Regions from separate parts of the Homo sapiens genome. Here region 1 is linked to region 2. The links are chromatin loops, found by intact Hi-C in ENCODE. Cell type or tissue: Calu3. All regions are shown on one strand.

Evidence for each region. Hi-C counts contacts between places; a loop is a spot of excess contacts. Peaks named below come from ENCODE experiments on the same cell type or tissue, not always from the same donor. Only the 100,000 strongest peaks of a DNase experiment are listed, where the experiment ranks them.
Region 1: a loop joins it to region 2, with 14 times the contacts of the local background. A loop is called at or near these places in 34 of 110 quality-filtered maps.

Annotation. Positions count from the first base shown.
Region 1 is chrX:33,332,378-33,340,377 of GRCh38, forward strand. It overlaps a transcript of DMD not described here. Among named protein-coding and RNA genes, the nearest start is that of DMD, 120 kb to the left of the region's middle. In Calu3, a CTCF peak has its summit at 5,670; a DNase peak (open chromatin) is centred at 4,584.
Region 2 is chrX:32,527,243-32,535,242 of GRCh38, forward strand. All of the region lies in intron 17 of DMD (dystrophin), which reads right to left. Among named protein-coding and RNA genes, the nearest start is that of MIR3915, 53 kb to the right of the region's middle. In Calu3, a CTCF peak has its summit at 3,784 (motif pointing right); no DNase peak of the experiment used is centred here.

The sequences.
Region 1 (8,000 bases), 810 kb after region 2:
ATAACTTTATTATTTTTTCTGTTGACCCTAACATATAACAAATGAAGACATGTGCAGATATAACATGTTAAGAAGATAAATAAAACATCAACACTCATGTTAACACTGCAAATACACATGAGAGCTTTATACTAAGACGGCCATCTCCTCCCTCTGACTTATATTTTCCTGAAGGACATTTACATAGCATAAATATTTTAAAGACTTTTGGCTATTTGATGACACCTTGAACATATACTTTGAATCTAAGGGAAAGGAGAGTCATATTTATCTCCTTTCTAAAACAATTCAAATGTGATGTGTCCCTATTTGCTAAGCTGAAAGTAAGATGAAGTCAAATAAATGGAAAATCAAATATTTTTAAACTTCTAGGAGCTTTTTGTTTGCTTTTTTGTTATTTTAATAAGAGAAACAAAGTAAAACATGTAAAAACACAAACTCTCACCCAGCATCCTCTTACGAAATACCCAATTTTCAAATAAGCAGTACTATTTGCTCTATTTATTACTGGTCTTTAAGAGAAATAGACCTAAAAAAGAACATCTTGGAAGGCTAGTGTACTTTCATAATTCCCTGAGAAGCTCAGTGATTATGAGTAATGTGAACCAGAGTTCAATATTCTTACCCTTGGAATCAGGAAAAAGAAAGTCCTTTAAAAGATCAAGATCTTTGATAGCAGTAACAAGAACTAAATTTGCCAGGGGTAGAGCCGTCCTCTTACCAATTTCAGGCAAGAAGCAATCTTTTCTTGAGTAGCGAAAGGCAAGCCAACTAAAGAAAAAATCTGTGTGACTTCAATTACATAAAATTGACTAGATGGTTAAAAAACAATACTTTCACAGAATTTTTTCTTTCTGTAAAACTTTACTTGTATGTTGGTTCTTATTTCATTCAGAGATATATTAAGAGCAAATGAAATTGTGAAATTATTTTCAAATACACAAAAAAAGCTCCCCCACGACAACTTTTTCTCAATTGCCTCTTTTGCCTTTCCTCAGTTTTATAGTCTTCAGTGGGTCTCCCTCATTGCTCCATATTCCTAAGCCAACAGGAAGAATTTCTTTCAGACCCTTAAGCCTTGTGTCTGTTACCATAGAGACAGGCATCACAAAGTAGCTGCTCAGGAACATCCTCATGGAAATACAATAAGAATCCTATGGGTTTTACAGGAATTTCCAGCGCTACCAGTGAGCAGAAATTATATCTTTCCCTAGAAAAAAAATGTGGGGATTTTAGTTGCACATTATGGAACTATGGAGATTGTAATATTTGGTGGTAAATTCAGAATCCCTCAGCTTTATGCTTAGAATTTGATTATAGTTTCTCCTATGACATGAAAAAAAATCCCTTCTCATATCCCTATGTTCAGGAAAATATAAATAACTCATTGCTAATTCTTAAATTTAGCATGTCTTATCAATCATTTACTAAAACCCTTAACTGTTCTTTTATAGTGCAGTGCATTTGTTTTATCTTGATCCCTTCTAGAACATATTTGATCAAGAACACACTCATAATGTTATAAAAGTAAGTCTCTAAAACTGCAATTCCAAAGCTGCTGAGAGAGTCTATAAACCCACGAAGAGAGAAGAGGGTAGCTGCAAGAAGAAAATTCCACTCACTTTACCTTGTTTTCCATTGACTTTCACCCTTTCTGTAAGTCTACTGAAATCATACACTAACGGAAAAGCAGCAATAAAAATAACAGAATCCTACCAAATAGGTAAATTCAGCAAGATTAATGGAGTCAAACTAGGCAGATATTATATATAAGTCAATGATTGCAGAGACTTCAATTTTTTATGGAAACATTAAATAAACATTCCTCAACAAGTAAATTATCTCAATAGACTAACAGCCAAATGAAACCATCTTTATCTGTTAGGCTGCATATTTGAACTACTTTTCCAAGTCTCTAGTACTTAAGTAGTATGGGTGGTTACAATTTCTGTTTATGGTATAGAACTGTTATTTAACTGTTACATTGCTTGTTTAGATACTTGAGTCAATAAGCAAAAAACAAAATTTCTTTATAGTCTAGAGATGAGGTGAGCAAACTTTTCCTATCGAGGGCCAGATAGTAAATATTCCTGCTTTGTGGCCCACATGGTCTCTGTCATAAGTACTCAACTGTGTTTTAGCATGAAAGGAGTCCTATATAGCATATAAACAAATAAATGGGTGTGGCTGTCTTCCAAATAAACTATAGACTCTTAAATTGAAATTTTATATAATCTCATGTGTCAGAAATATTCTTGAAATGAAACAATTCAGAAACGTGAAAACCATTTTAAATGACTGGTCAAACAGTAATAGATGTGACAATGTGGACTATCATTTACTGACCCCTAGCCTGGATGATGCGAGTGGAGTAGTAGAGACCCTCAGAGAAATAAATGTCTAAAAAAAAGAACATGTTTTTAAAAGAAATGATTGGACTCACAGATTCTTAGTTAAAAATTATCTCAGACATCTTCTTCAATTTCCATTTAGTGCAGAAACTCCATTCTTAGCACTGAACACTTTAGGAATAAGGAGTGCAGTGTCTCACAAAGTAATCAATTCTCTGCTCACAACATTAACTGGAAGAATACTTTTCCATTGCTACCAAAGAGGTGCAAGTGAGTCTAAACCCTCTTCTGCATTATAGCACATCGAATATTTGAAATCAGCTTAATTTTCTCTACTTTTTTCCTTCAAGTATTCTTCAACTTTTCACTTTTCTAGTACTTTCCATGCCCCTCAAATGTTATAGTTTGTAGGACCTTTTAGCATTCAGACACTTTTCACTGAACATACCCCCAAATGTTAAGGTTCCTCTTAGATCATGGTGTCCTTCTAAAATATGTATATATTACCACATATAATATATACATATACCATACCTATCATATATATACACACACACACCATTATATCATATATATCCTTCTAAAATTCGTTCTCATTTTTTTCATTTCCTTTTTCAGGATACATGTCTAACAATATTACTTTGTTTCATTGTATTTTGATGTCATATGAATTATGACTGATAATAATGATGACCAACAAAATCAGTAAGATTTATTCAATTAATTATTACTAAGCTTTAACTCTCTCATGTCCTGTACTTGCCAGATTGATTTTATGAACCTTAGCTTAGGATGTTATACTTATTCCTATTACAATTATTCTCTTTGACCTCACCACAGTTTTTAGGTGGTCATAATCCTTTGGTACCCTAATAGTTCAATGTATTTGTTCTGCTTCCCAGATAGACAGGCTATCTGGATCGTCCTTCAGTTTTTGGACATTAATATTTCACAGGCCAAGTAGGTTCAAGAACAGAGACATAAGGCACATTACAGAAGATTAGGTTCAAGTCAGATGGAACCAATTTTATAGAACTATGCTATAGTCCTGTGAAAGGCCCTCTTCCTGGTTTACTGTGATTCATTAATTGATACATCACAGGCAGGGTCATTTAGCCAGCTGATTTATTGACCAGACTCTTATGTCAAACAGCAAATATTTCTCCATTTTCACCATATGGGCATCATAAAAATCTTTACCAAAGTCCATGCTATAATCAAGATAACTAGCCATATTACATACTTTTCAGATAACATTGGAGAATCACAGCATATATTATCTTTGCACTCTTTCTAAACCATCTCACCTTCTTCAGGAATTGTCAGTTACTCCCAGTGAAGAAAAAATATTGCATATTTTTCTGGAAAAATATTTCCAGTTTTAAGTAATTATTTACTCTCCACAATCTAATTATGGACTTTCCTTCCTATTTTTCACTTTAGTTTATTAACTCCAGGACCAACTAAAATATTGTCGTGGCTTTCTCTTTTTAAACAGTTCTGACTTTTTTTTTTTTCCAAAGCGTGTGTGTGTGTGTGTGTGTGTGTATGCACATGCTTAAGTGGTTTGTTTTTATTTGCTTTTTCCTTCTTAAAAGATGGATTATATGAGAATGGGAGGATAATAGGATGGAGCAAGCTTCTCAGGCAAAACATTTCAAAGCATATTTCTTAACCGATAGTGTCTTCCCCTGCTCATCTTTCTGAAGAGCAACACCTGAGAGGCAGCTACTCTAGCTCATGTGGGAAATTTCACTTGACAGTCTTATCACAAAAAGAGAAATAAGGGAGATTTTTTTACTTAAAAAATAATGATGCTCAATAAAATTTTTACCTAAAAGAGATAAATAATTGTTTTAGAATATAAATGCCTTAGAGAAAACAATCTGAGTTTGAGAGAATTGGGGAAAACTCACATAGATTTATAAAAGTCACTAATTCTGGATTTAAAAATATATTAAAATGTTTGCAGTCTATTTCATTGTGTCCCACTTCTCTTTCACACCTTCTATTTTTATGCATTTCTCCTTCATCGTTTTTTCTTCCTTAAAGCACTTCAGAAGACACAGGATTAAGCAATTGGGATTTGAAGACTTCACGTGGTCTCATCACTCTGCAGGCTGACCCTGTTTTAGAGCAAGAAATATTGGCAGACATTTCCAGCTCTTACAATGCATTTATCAATAAGGGTTTGCCTGCTCTTCAGGTGCGTGGCATATAGACTTTACGATTTCATTAATAATCAACAGCTGGTGCCACCTAGCGTCTGTCCAATCCATTCATCAGTGGGACCAAATACAGAGCACTTTCTAACCGCAAATGAAGCAAGCCTAAACTATAAACTAAAAAATACAAAAACACAGTTTGGGGATTCCAGTGGCTGATTTAAAGTACGCTATCTTCATTGAAAAAGAAAAACCTTCTTTTAAAAGTAACTATGGTAACAAGAGAGTGAGGCTAGAAGGAAGCTCACATTTTTTCGAAGGAGACAATTCACAAAAGGAGAGTCCTACTAAAGATGCAGTGTAAAAGAGTTTTTACAGTCTTGAATGGTCACTTAAAACGGTTATAAAAAGTTGAAAAGTAACATTGGCCAAAGAGGGCTGTATTTTAAACAACAGTATAGACAGAGCTGAATTTTCTCAACCAACCACAAAATAACCCTGTAGCATTTGGATGCAAAATTCTGTCAGTCTTTGAGCTTCCCAAAGATTAACCAAGTTCTGTAACACACTATACAAAAGCATCTACAGTACTTAAAAGTATTAAACGGAAATAATCAGAGTGCCTGAACCACATTATAAAAAAAAATTCTTTGCTGCTAAAATGATACATCTAGAAAACTATTTTCTTTCCTGCTGTATATATGAATTATGAATGATATTCAACCACGGTAATGTATGCTTCAAGGTTAAAAAGTAGTCATCCAAATCCTTGACTATTTTTCAAAACAGAAGTTAGCAATTATTTTGGAGAAATCCTAGTGTAATTAGCCCACCACTTGCTAATTAATTTACTGATATTTAAATACATGTTGTTTTTAACTCACCCTTTCTAAGAGGAATACGTAATTGAAAACCATGGACTAACATTCAGAAAAAAAGTTACATAACAGCCAATAGTGTTCCTTAACCAGACTGACTGGGATATTACAATTACTACAGAAAAGGCACAGCACATACGAGTAGCACTGTGTACACTGAAAGGTCATATTAGATGTACATATATGATAGTCTATTAACTTGGATGATTTAGCTCCTCAGGCTATGGAGGAGACTGGGTAGAGAGCCGAAAGATTCTGTATTACATAGACAGTTAATAATCAGGCTTTTCACACTTAGGAAAATCTATTTCTATATTATTTAACATCTGTTTTAAACAATCACTTGTTAAATGTTTGAATGTTTTATTTGCTTGTTACCCTAGTGGTGATAAAGATTATTTCAATATGTTCAGTCTGATTACAGTCACTGACAGATCCCCATGACAGCATGTGAAGATAGGTTATAGAAACGATGCATAGTTTATACAAAAAGCATAAATTGCTCCCCTTTCTCCAAAAACTTTATTTTTGGAGCCAAATACTGTCCATGCTCATGCTCCATTTGCTTAAAAGTACTTATAATTATAATCCACTGATTGTAGGGGAAAGAAATATTGCAAAACAGAGAAAGGGTTCTAAAAATCGTACGCAGGCAAGAAAGAATGTAAGACAAAACTCATTAAAGGGCAAAATAAATAAATAAATAAATAAATAAATAAATAAATGCTCACATTTTCAATAATTTATCACTTCTGTCATTTTTCATTAACAGCCTTCAAAGCCCTATCTGAAACAAGCTGATACAGAGAAATTAAGAGCAGTAATCAAGCGAGAAATCATAGACCAGCTGGGTCGACATCAACTTGGCAAAACGTGAATACAGTTCAATAGCTGAAACAGATGCTAGAGTTGTTGAAAAACCCTGCAGGAGATATTGATATATTTTCTTCATATAATGCAGAATGACTGAATAAATGTCAAAAGCTAGAAATTGATGAGGAGAAATGACTGACAGCCAAACTCCTTATAAAATAGAAACCAAGTATAACAATTTTCAACCTATCCAAACATTCTGTACATTCTCATTTCTCTCACTGTCTGAATATGCCAATACATCAATCAGTTCTTGCAACTAAATTGCATATAACTAATCTGGGGTAGATTTCCCCGAAGATTTTTTTCCCCCTGTCATCATCTACCTGAAGAAACCTAGACTCCTGAACAATACTTTATTCTAAAATCTTCTAACACTGATTTCTATCCCAGAAGTGTTTTCCTGAGGTTGGAGGCAAGCACACCCCCTCCCCAAAATCTAACGCAGCACAAGGCAATTTTAAAATCCATTCTGTAAAAGCAACACTGTTTGCAGAGTTTGAAGAGCTCGGCAACAAACCCCAGCTACCAACAGCTGCTTGTTCAAACATATGCTTTGTCATGGCCAGCTTCTAATTGTATTTGTAATGATGTAATAGCTTTAATAATCCTACCTTCCATGCCAGCTGTTTTTCCTGTCACTCCATCATGCCAATAAGTTGGCTGCTGTAACAAATCAAGATAGTGCAAAACAGCATCTTTCTCCTGATTCTGTCATCTTCCTGAAAGCATTCTATTACTGCCGACTGCTGGGAACCAGAAAGTCTATTTGAATTCCAACAGCTCCCCTTTCGCATGATTCAAGTTAGGTTAGGTGGGCATGCCTAACATGATTCTTTCAGTCATTTATTATGCAGCTGCTACAACGTCGGTGTGGTAACCACTCTGACTATCTGATACGTCAGTCGAACAAAACCTATACCTCGGAGCAAACACATGAGCCAGAGCAGCGTTTGCATTTAACGAGCATTCTTCCTGCCTAAAAAACAGTGGATCTGCAAATCTCTTTCAGTATCTACTCGCTCTTCTGTACAGATGCAAAGCCTTTGGATTAGATTATTTTCCTAAGTGTAACAATAGTAGAGTTCCTCGCCAAACATCATATTATTCACACTGAAATTTTGGCTGATTTTTACTTATCTTCACAGCCTTTTAAGGGTAAAAACTCTCTTCTGAATTGTACTTTTGCAATAAGATGTTGTGTGCTCAGCTCCACATTTCTGCGTTGTAAAATATAGCATGCACTTTCTCAAATGGAATTTGCCTCTTGTGACTCTATAGCAAATTTTCAAATAAGAGGATATTTCAAGAAAATATTATTTATTTTGCACACTGGAGATATTTAAAGTCTGGCACCCTGTATGCTTCTCCCAAGGGTAGACTTTATACTTGATATTTTGACTTTAGATGAGTGATTTCTTCACAAAGTAAGAAATTAGATTAGCTGAATCTCTTACACAACTTCTTTAACAAGTAAATAAATGCTATTCAGGAAAATGCATTTTGTATTTTAAAAATACTAATCGTGAATCAGTATTTGTTAAAAGAAACTGTAATTGTTATCAATTATACCGTATAATTTTCTCTAAAACTTCCAAGTTTGCCTGTCTTGGGGGCACTTATGGTTTGAAATTATAACACAAGAAAGTTTAAGTGTTTTCATGAGAAAAATTAATAAAATCATATGTTTCCTCTCAGATTTGTATTAGGTATTTAGTTTGTTAGGAAAGCTA
Region 2 (8,000 bases):
TAACATTAATAGGAACAAAACTATAATTATTCTTTGTTGGTATTAAAGAAGAAATAATTTTGGAGGTAAGATTTTCCAACTTTGCTGTATTTTTAAAAATCACCTTTCTTCTTCAGAGTTTTCCGAAGTGAGAAGACATTTTAATTCCATATTACTATACAGGCACTTTCCTGACCCTAAATCCCCAACCATTTGAAGATGACCTACTATTCATCTTCCAAGGCTCAGTTCAAGATGCACATCATCTGTGAAGGTTTTCTTGATCAACCTCTCTCTACTCTTCCCCTTTCAACTTTCCTTCTGGGAAAACTTGTCCCTCTCTGCTTGTTTCCACATGGCATTTGCTTTAAAAAAAAATCGAGTAATAGAATACAAATTCAATTTGCATCAAATAGATCTTATAAAAATATCAAATGAAATTCAGTATAAATCCTATTAGTTCTAAAAATATTTTTAGGACTTTGAGATGCATTGACTACATGGCAATTATTATATTTTTGGAATTACAGAATATTATTAAAGGGGAAATCCTATTTAACCAAAAGAAAACAAGCTAATATTTAGATAAATAGTTCCCTCTCCAAATCAAGATAGTTTGTATACACACACACAACACATACACGTTTGTATAGTGTAAGTGTGTCTCCCTCTGTGGAAGGGGGGAAGATAGGGCCACATGATTGTCTTGTATTTTGTAATATGTGTGATACGTGTGTGTTTGTGTGTATGTTTAAGTTGCTTTAAATGTAAAGTAAATGTGCATTTAAAAATATACTGAGCTGAGGGCCAGGCGTGGCGGCTCATGCCTGTAATTCCAGCACTTTGAGAGGCCGAGGCGGGCAGTTCACTTGAGGTCAGGAGTTCAGGACCAACCTGGCCACCATGACGAAACCCCGTCTCTACTAAAAATACAAAAATTAGCCAGCTGTGGTGGTGGGCACCTGTAATCCCAGCTACTCGGGAGGCTGAGGCAGGAGAATTGCTTGAACCAGGGAGGCAGAAGTTGCAGTGAGCCAAGATTGTGCCACTACATTCCAGCCTGGGCAACAGAACGAGACTCAGTCTCAAAAAAGAAAAAAAAATAACATAGCTATATATGTGTGTGTAAATCAGGCACCACAGGTTTTAATCCCTAATTTTTATCTTTCTGGTATTTTCTTGGGTAAATTAATTTCTTCGATCTTCAGCGACTTCTTGCTTTAAATTGTAAAAATTTAAAAGCTGTTATCAAACTGGTCCTGAAGTAAAAACATACTGTAAACCAAAAATAAAAGGCTAACTCCCCCTCCAAAGGGACTTCCTCCTCAGCCAGGGCTCTTAAAATTTAACCTGAAAGACTGGTTCAGGCCAAGAAGGGAAGTGGGGGTCAGACATGCCTCATTATACCTCTCTGACACTTACATCAACACAGACTTTAAGTCTGATAAGAAGCACTCTACAGCCTCTTCTCTCTGAAGCCTGCTAGCTAAAAGCTTCATCTACATGATAAAACTTTGGTATCCACAATGTCTTATCTCAACCCAAACATTCCTTTCTATTGATCCCAGGTCTTTAGACAAACTCAACCAATTGTCAACCAGAAAATGTTTAAATTTACCTACAGCCTGGAAGCCCCCACCCCCACCCAGTTGTCCTGCCTTTCTGGACCAAACCAATGTATTTCTTTTTTTTTTTTTTTTTTTTAATTTTATTTTTTTCAGACGGAGTCTCGCTCTGTTGCCCAAGCTGGAGTGCAGTGACACAATCTTGGCTCACTGCAACCTCCGCCTCCCAGGTTCACACCATTCTCCTGCCTCAGCCTCCCGAGTAGCTGGGACTACAGGCGCCTGCCGCCACGTCTGGCTAATTTTTTTTCCCTATTTTTCATAGAGACGGGGTTTCACTGTTTCAGCCAGGATGGTCTCGATCTCCTGACCTTGTGATCCGCCCGACTCAGCCTCCCAAAGTGCTGGGATTACAGGTGTGAGCCACCGCGCCAGGTCAAACCAATGTATTTCTTAAATGTACTTGATTGATGTCTCATGCCTCCCTAAAATGTGTAAAACCAAGCTGCACCCCAACCACCTTGGGCACATGTCGTCAGGACTTCCTGAGGCTGTGTCACAGGCGCGCGAATTCCACCTTGGCAAAAATCAACTTTTTTTTTTTTTTTTTTTTTTTTTTTTTTTTTTTTTGAGACAAAGTCTCATTCTATCACCCAGGCTGGAGTGCAGTGGCACAATCTCACTGCAACCCCCGCCTCCTGGGGACAAGCAATTCTCGTGCCTCAGCCTCCCGAGTACCTAGGATTAGGCAAAATCAACTTTCTAAATTAACTGAGACCTGTCTCAGATTTTCTGGGTCTACAATACAAATGCTTTTTAAAAATTACTTGTAAATATGTTTACTTACCTCTCTAATTAAAGAGGTTTTGACCCAAGATACAAAAACTGAGATCAGCTTTGCTTATATTGTGGCTTTCATATTCCAATTACATTAGTCTATTCATCTAGCAATCAAATTAAATAAAATCTAAAGATGTTATAATTCCCAGTTATAATAAAAAGCCTATAAACTCTTCAGTGGTTTACACAGCACCTGGAACAATGTGACAGATGACAGAGGACTCTGTCTTCAGTTAGTGGAAACTGCTATATTAACATTCCTATCAAAAATCTATTTTTCCTTATATTTGCATGGTCTCAAATGTATTTCTAGTTTTATATGTGTAATTTTAAGCACATCACTCATAAAATAATATGTTTCAGTACAGTAAAATTTAATGATTTCAGATTGCACTGAAAGGCATCTTTAAAAGATACTAAAAAATCAATTTCTGTGGCGTTTACCTTGTCCTAAAATATGCCTATTTAACATGTGCCTCAAAAGCTGAATTCTAGTCCAAGCACAAAATATTGTCCTTAAAATTGTACATCTTCTTTATTATCAATTATGGCATACCGAATTATATACTTAGTATGTTTAAAAATTCTGCTTTTTAAAATACATGCCCTTGCATACAAATTGAATGATTTAATGTTTTAAGCTATTAATGCCAAAAATGTCTGAGTTATTTGGTATTGATATTCATCTTGGCACCCATAGAATCGTTGATTGCAGTGAAGAGAATAAAACTGCTGTAAAATATTGCTTCTCTGCACAAAGTAAAACTTACCTAAAATATTTTGACGTCTGGTAGGTAGAAATGATGTTAAAATAATCTTCCTACCTTAATTTGGTATTAAATCTTAATCATTTCAAAATTCATTGGTAATATTTATTTCTAAAGTGTGACATGATTGAACAGATGTCACATTTATAAGTTTTGTTTAAATATCTTTGAGAGAAACAACCTTAAAAATTAAAAGGTAAGAAACCCCCACAAATTCTAAAATGTCAGATACTGCTACATTAGAGGAATTAGTTATAAAGCCAAGGAGTGTGAAAACACGTGGGCAAAAACTGCATGACCCAGAGGATGGGAAATAAAATGCTGCTAAGCCACAGATGCCTAAAGCCTATTTTTCATTTTCAATAAATTGAAAGTCCCTTTGAAACACACTTCTGTGCAAGAAAATCACCTTAACACAGGTTAATAGAAATATTCTCTTAAATGATAGATGAAATCCTGTCAGAGTAATAAATCTATGATCATACAATATAATATACTCAAGTTGAAAATCCTGAGTCATATATTTTAAAATCAAATGTAAAGTTTATTTAAAATGATGAAACCCAAAAGCTGCCTATGTCCTTATGATAAATAAATGTGGGTCACTAGAGGGCGCACATTCCCTTTCAGAGCTTGTCTTCAATTTGGCTTCTTTCGTTTTCTTATCTGCATAACGAAAATATGGTGACAAATGAAATTTTCATGGAAGTTTTACTTACACAGAAATATAAAATGTCCAAAGATATAGATAAAATAGTGTACAAATAATATGTAAGTAAGACACTCTCAGATGCACTGTTAAAATGCCTTCAGCCATTTTGAGGTACACACAAAAGTACCTTGAAGCCATAATACATAGAATCCCTTGAGAAAATATGTCCACAGTTTGGAGAGTCATGCTTAGTTCAAATAATTTAGTAAAATTTTCTGGATTATGTAGCAAGTAGTTTTCCTTCCCAAGTTCATTGATTTTAACTAATTTTTGAATGTTTAGTTAAATATGTGGACACTCGTACTCTAAAAATCTGCTTAAAATTATACTCCTAAATCACCTAAAGTTTTTTAAAATGCCAAACTTTCATTCAAATTTAAAGAACAGAAAAGAGACATATATATCATTTTAAGCATCTTAATCAGGTCACAGGCTTTCAAAAAGAAAACTTAATCGCTCAAGAAACCTTGTATGTTATCTGTAATAGCTTTTATTTTTGCAGATTGATCATGAATAGAAAAGTTGAAGATCTTCATTTAGTTTCAATACACAGTGAAGCACTGAGTCAAGACTCAAGAACAGGTCTGTCTGAATCCAAAGATTTCTACAACACTACATTTTTCTTTTGTTCCAAATAAACGAGAAACCCATCTTAAAAAAAAAATAAGGATAAGTCAATATAGAATTACTGTTCATTGCTACACAGTACAGTAATTTAGTGGTTTTGACTACGCTATCTTGGATTATATGAGAATTTGATTGAAGTCTCTAATATCAGGATATTAATTCTGAAATTTTTCATTAAAATATGATCCTTAGTTGTATACTTTGTACCCTAATGGCAATATAAAATAATTTATTTCCCAATTTATTATTACCTTGGAATTTCCCTTAATTTCCTAAAATCCTCAACTTTCTAATCTGATGATACAATTTCTCACATCAGAGAAAATATTAAGCATAGATGAAAAAAGTTACTACTTATTATATAATGTGGTTAAGACCATGGTGAGCTCCAAAAGTCTTGCACTTGGAAAAAAAAGTTCAATTATATGGAAATTCCACTTATTTTTGATGCTGAAAAAGACATCTAAATTTTAAAGAAATCTTTTCAGTGAAAAAGGTCTCTGTATTTAAAGATAATCAAGTGTTGCCATGGGACACTAGAGTCAATGATACTTCAGAATGTAGAACAGACATAATCTAGAATAAGTGCAGCTTCCATAGACTTTGGCAAATTCTTAAGGAGTCCCAGTCAAGCATTTTATTTCAGCTAAATAATTTGATGAAATCACCTTTAACTTATTACAACATAGCAAGGCGAGGAATTTCCGAAGGCAACACCCTAAGCTAGGCTGTCTGGGTTCAAATCCTAGCTGCGATGCTTCCTGTAAACTATGTGACCATGAGCAAGTCACTTGAAATTTCTATGACACATTGTTATCATTGGCAAAGAGTGACAATAATAAAACTTACTTCGTAATGCTATTTTAAGTGTGAAATACATTAATATGTAGCAAATACTTGGTAGAAGCCATATACATATTAGCTATTGTTATTAATATCTTCCATGATCCTTTTTTAACTGGCTTTAAGCCCTATGCCATTTCTCACTTTCTCACGTGTGAGAGTAGTCATATTTGTTTTAGTGTCTTCTTAATGACTGATAAAGTAAAAGCCACAATTGGAATAACAAGAATAAAAACTGCAAACACAGCTATAACAAAGACAATGAAACATATAAACAAAAATCAACAGCAAAATAGTCTCATTTTACCCATTAGTGCCGGAATCCCCAAAGTATGTTCTATGGGACAAATATGGTCTGCCATCTAATTTGGTAAATAAAATTTTACTGGAACTCAGTCATGCTCATTCATTTATACATTGTTTATGGCTGCTTTCTAGCTATAGCAGCAGAGTTGAGTAGTTTTAAAATAAATTTTATGATACACAAAACCTAAAATATTTACTCTCTGGCCCTTTAGAGAAAACTTTTCTTTCCCCCTTCCCAGTCTATGAAACCAAGGTAAGATGGCCTCTCTCTCCCAACTCTCAAGTGAGATCAAAATGATATGGTTCACAGTAGCCATATCATATTTCTCTCTCTCAAAAATATGCAATGGCTCCCCATGACCAGAAGGTTTAAGTCTACATGCCTTAATCTTTTATTGAATACCTTTAGTTATTATGAACTCAACCTACCTTTTCAACCTCATTCCTTACTTCTAAACTTCCTTTACTTCATACTTCTGCTGGAGGCAAACAAGAATACTTAATCCCATGTAAGTTTTGTTCGCATACAGGCTTTCCCCTGCAATGAATTGTCACTTTCCTCATCTTGAGCCCAATGCTTCCCTACTCTTTAATTATCCAGTCAGATGCTAATTTTCCCATAAGTCTTCCATGCCTCTCAAGCAGGAAGTGAACTTTTCTTCCTTAAAACTTTTCTAACATTTTATTAGTACTTCTTCATGACAGTTTATGCTGGGTGCAAGCTTCCTGAGGGAAAGCTTAGATTTACAGTTAAAGTAACTGGAGTGTTTTACATACCATAGCAATCCATTAGATATTAGTTGAGTGAATAGGAAAATTAGCATGAAAACTAATGTTGCTGTCTCTTCTTTCTTGAAATGATGTGGACTCATAATGACTACAGAAGTGTTCAAAGAAACCCACCATGCATTGGATGATGACTTGGACCCTGTGGGAGGCAATTTAAACTTTAAACTCTCTCAGTGTGAAAGGTCCTTGAGTTTAAGAGAAGTCAACATGCTTGTGGGTCTTTCAAGTTTAAATAACTTCCAACCCGGGTTCCAAAAGGATCTAGTGCAATGTGGAAAGCCATTTCAATCTGACGTGTACTTAATGCCCCACTGCCAGCATCATGACCTGTTTCAATCCATCTACTGTGTTAGTAAGCATCACTATGAACTTTAGTCAAAACAGAAGTAATACTCATTGCTTAACAAAGCCGGTTTTTAGTCAGCTAGCACTTACATAACAAAATACCATAGACTGGGTGGCTTAACCAACAGCCACTTATTTCTCGCAGTTCTATAGGCTACAATTCCAAAATTAAGGTACCAGCAGGATCAGTTCCTGGTGACAGCCTTCTTCCTGGCTTGTAGACAGCCTCTGGTATAGTTTGGATATTCGTCCCTTCCCAAATCTTATGCTGAATTGTAAACTCCAGTGCTGGAAATGGGGCCTGGTGGCAGGTGTTTGGATCATGGGAGCGGATCCCTCACGGCTTAGTGCTGTCTTTGCGATAGTGAGTTCTCCTGAGAGAACTCACTTACAAATGTGTGCCACCTCCCCCTGCACTGTCTCACTCTCCTTGTCCCATTCTTCCATGTGATGTGACTGTTTCCCCTTTGCCTTCCATCATGATTGAAAGCTTCCTGAGACCTCCCCAGAAGCAGACGCCACCATGCTTCCTCTACAGCTTGCAGAACCGTGAGCCAGTTAAATCAATTTTCATGTAAGTCACTCAGTTGCAGGTATTTCTTTATAACAGTGCAAGAACAGCCTAAGACAACCTCCTTCTTGCTGTGTCCTCCCAAGGCAGGGAGAAAGAGCCAGCAAGCTCTTTGTTGTGTCTTCTTATAAGGGCCCTAATCTCCTCAGAAGAGCCCTATCTTCATGACCTCATCTAAATCAAATTATCTTCCAAAGTCTCCATTTCCAAATTCCATCACATTGGAGATTAGAGCTTCAATATAAGAATTTAGGGAGGACACAATTCAGGCCATCCCAGCCTGGCATCATTTTTATATCTCTGTGGTAGCATAATATGTGTTCATTTGTAAAGAGACAGGTTTCTGACCAGGGAAGACTTTACTAAGAATACTCTCAGAAGATGTCAGAATAAGAATAATATATAAATGTGGTCATGGGAAGATACCATCCCTGAATTAATAATTGGAAACTCAACTTTCTCCTGGGGAAAGGAGACATTGTTTTTTAAATGTAAACGTTCTTCAAGACAAACACATGTAATATAATTTCCACAGTGTGAGGGCAAACAGGGAAGGCCATATACATTCCATTTCAGGGGTGACGAAATAGATTCTTGGGGAGATTAAGTGGCTTAAGTCACATAGTTTATGAGCAGAAGATGCACGGCCAGAACCC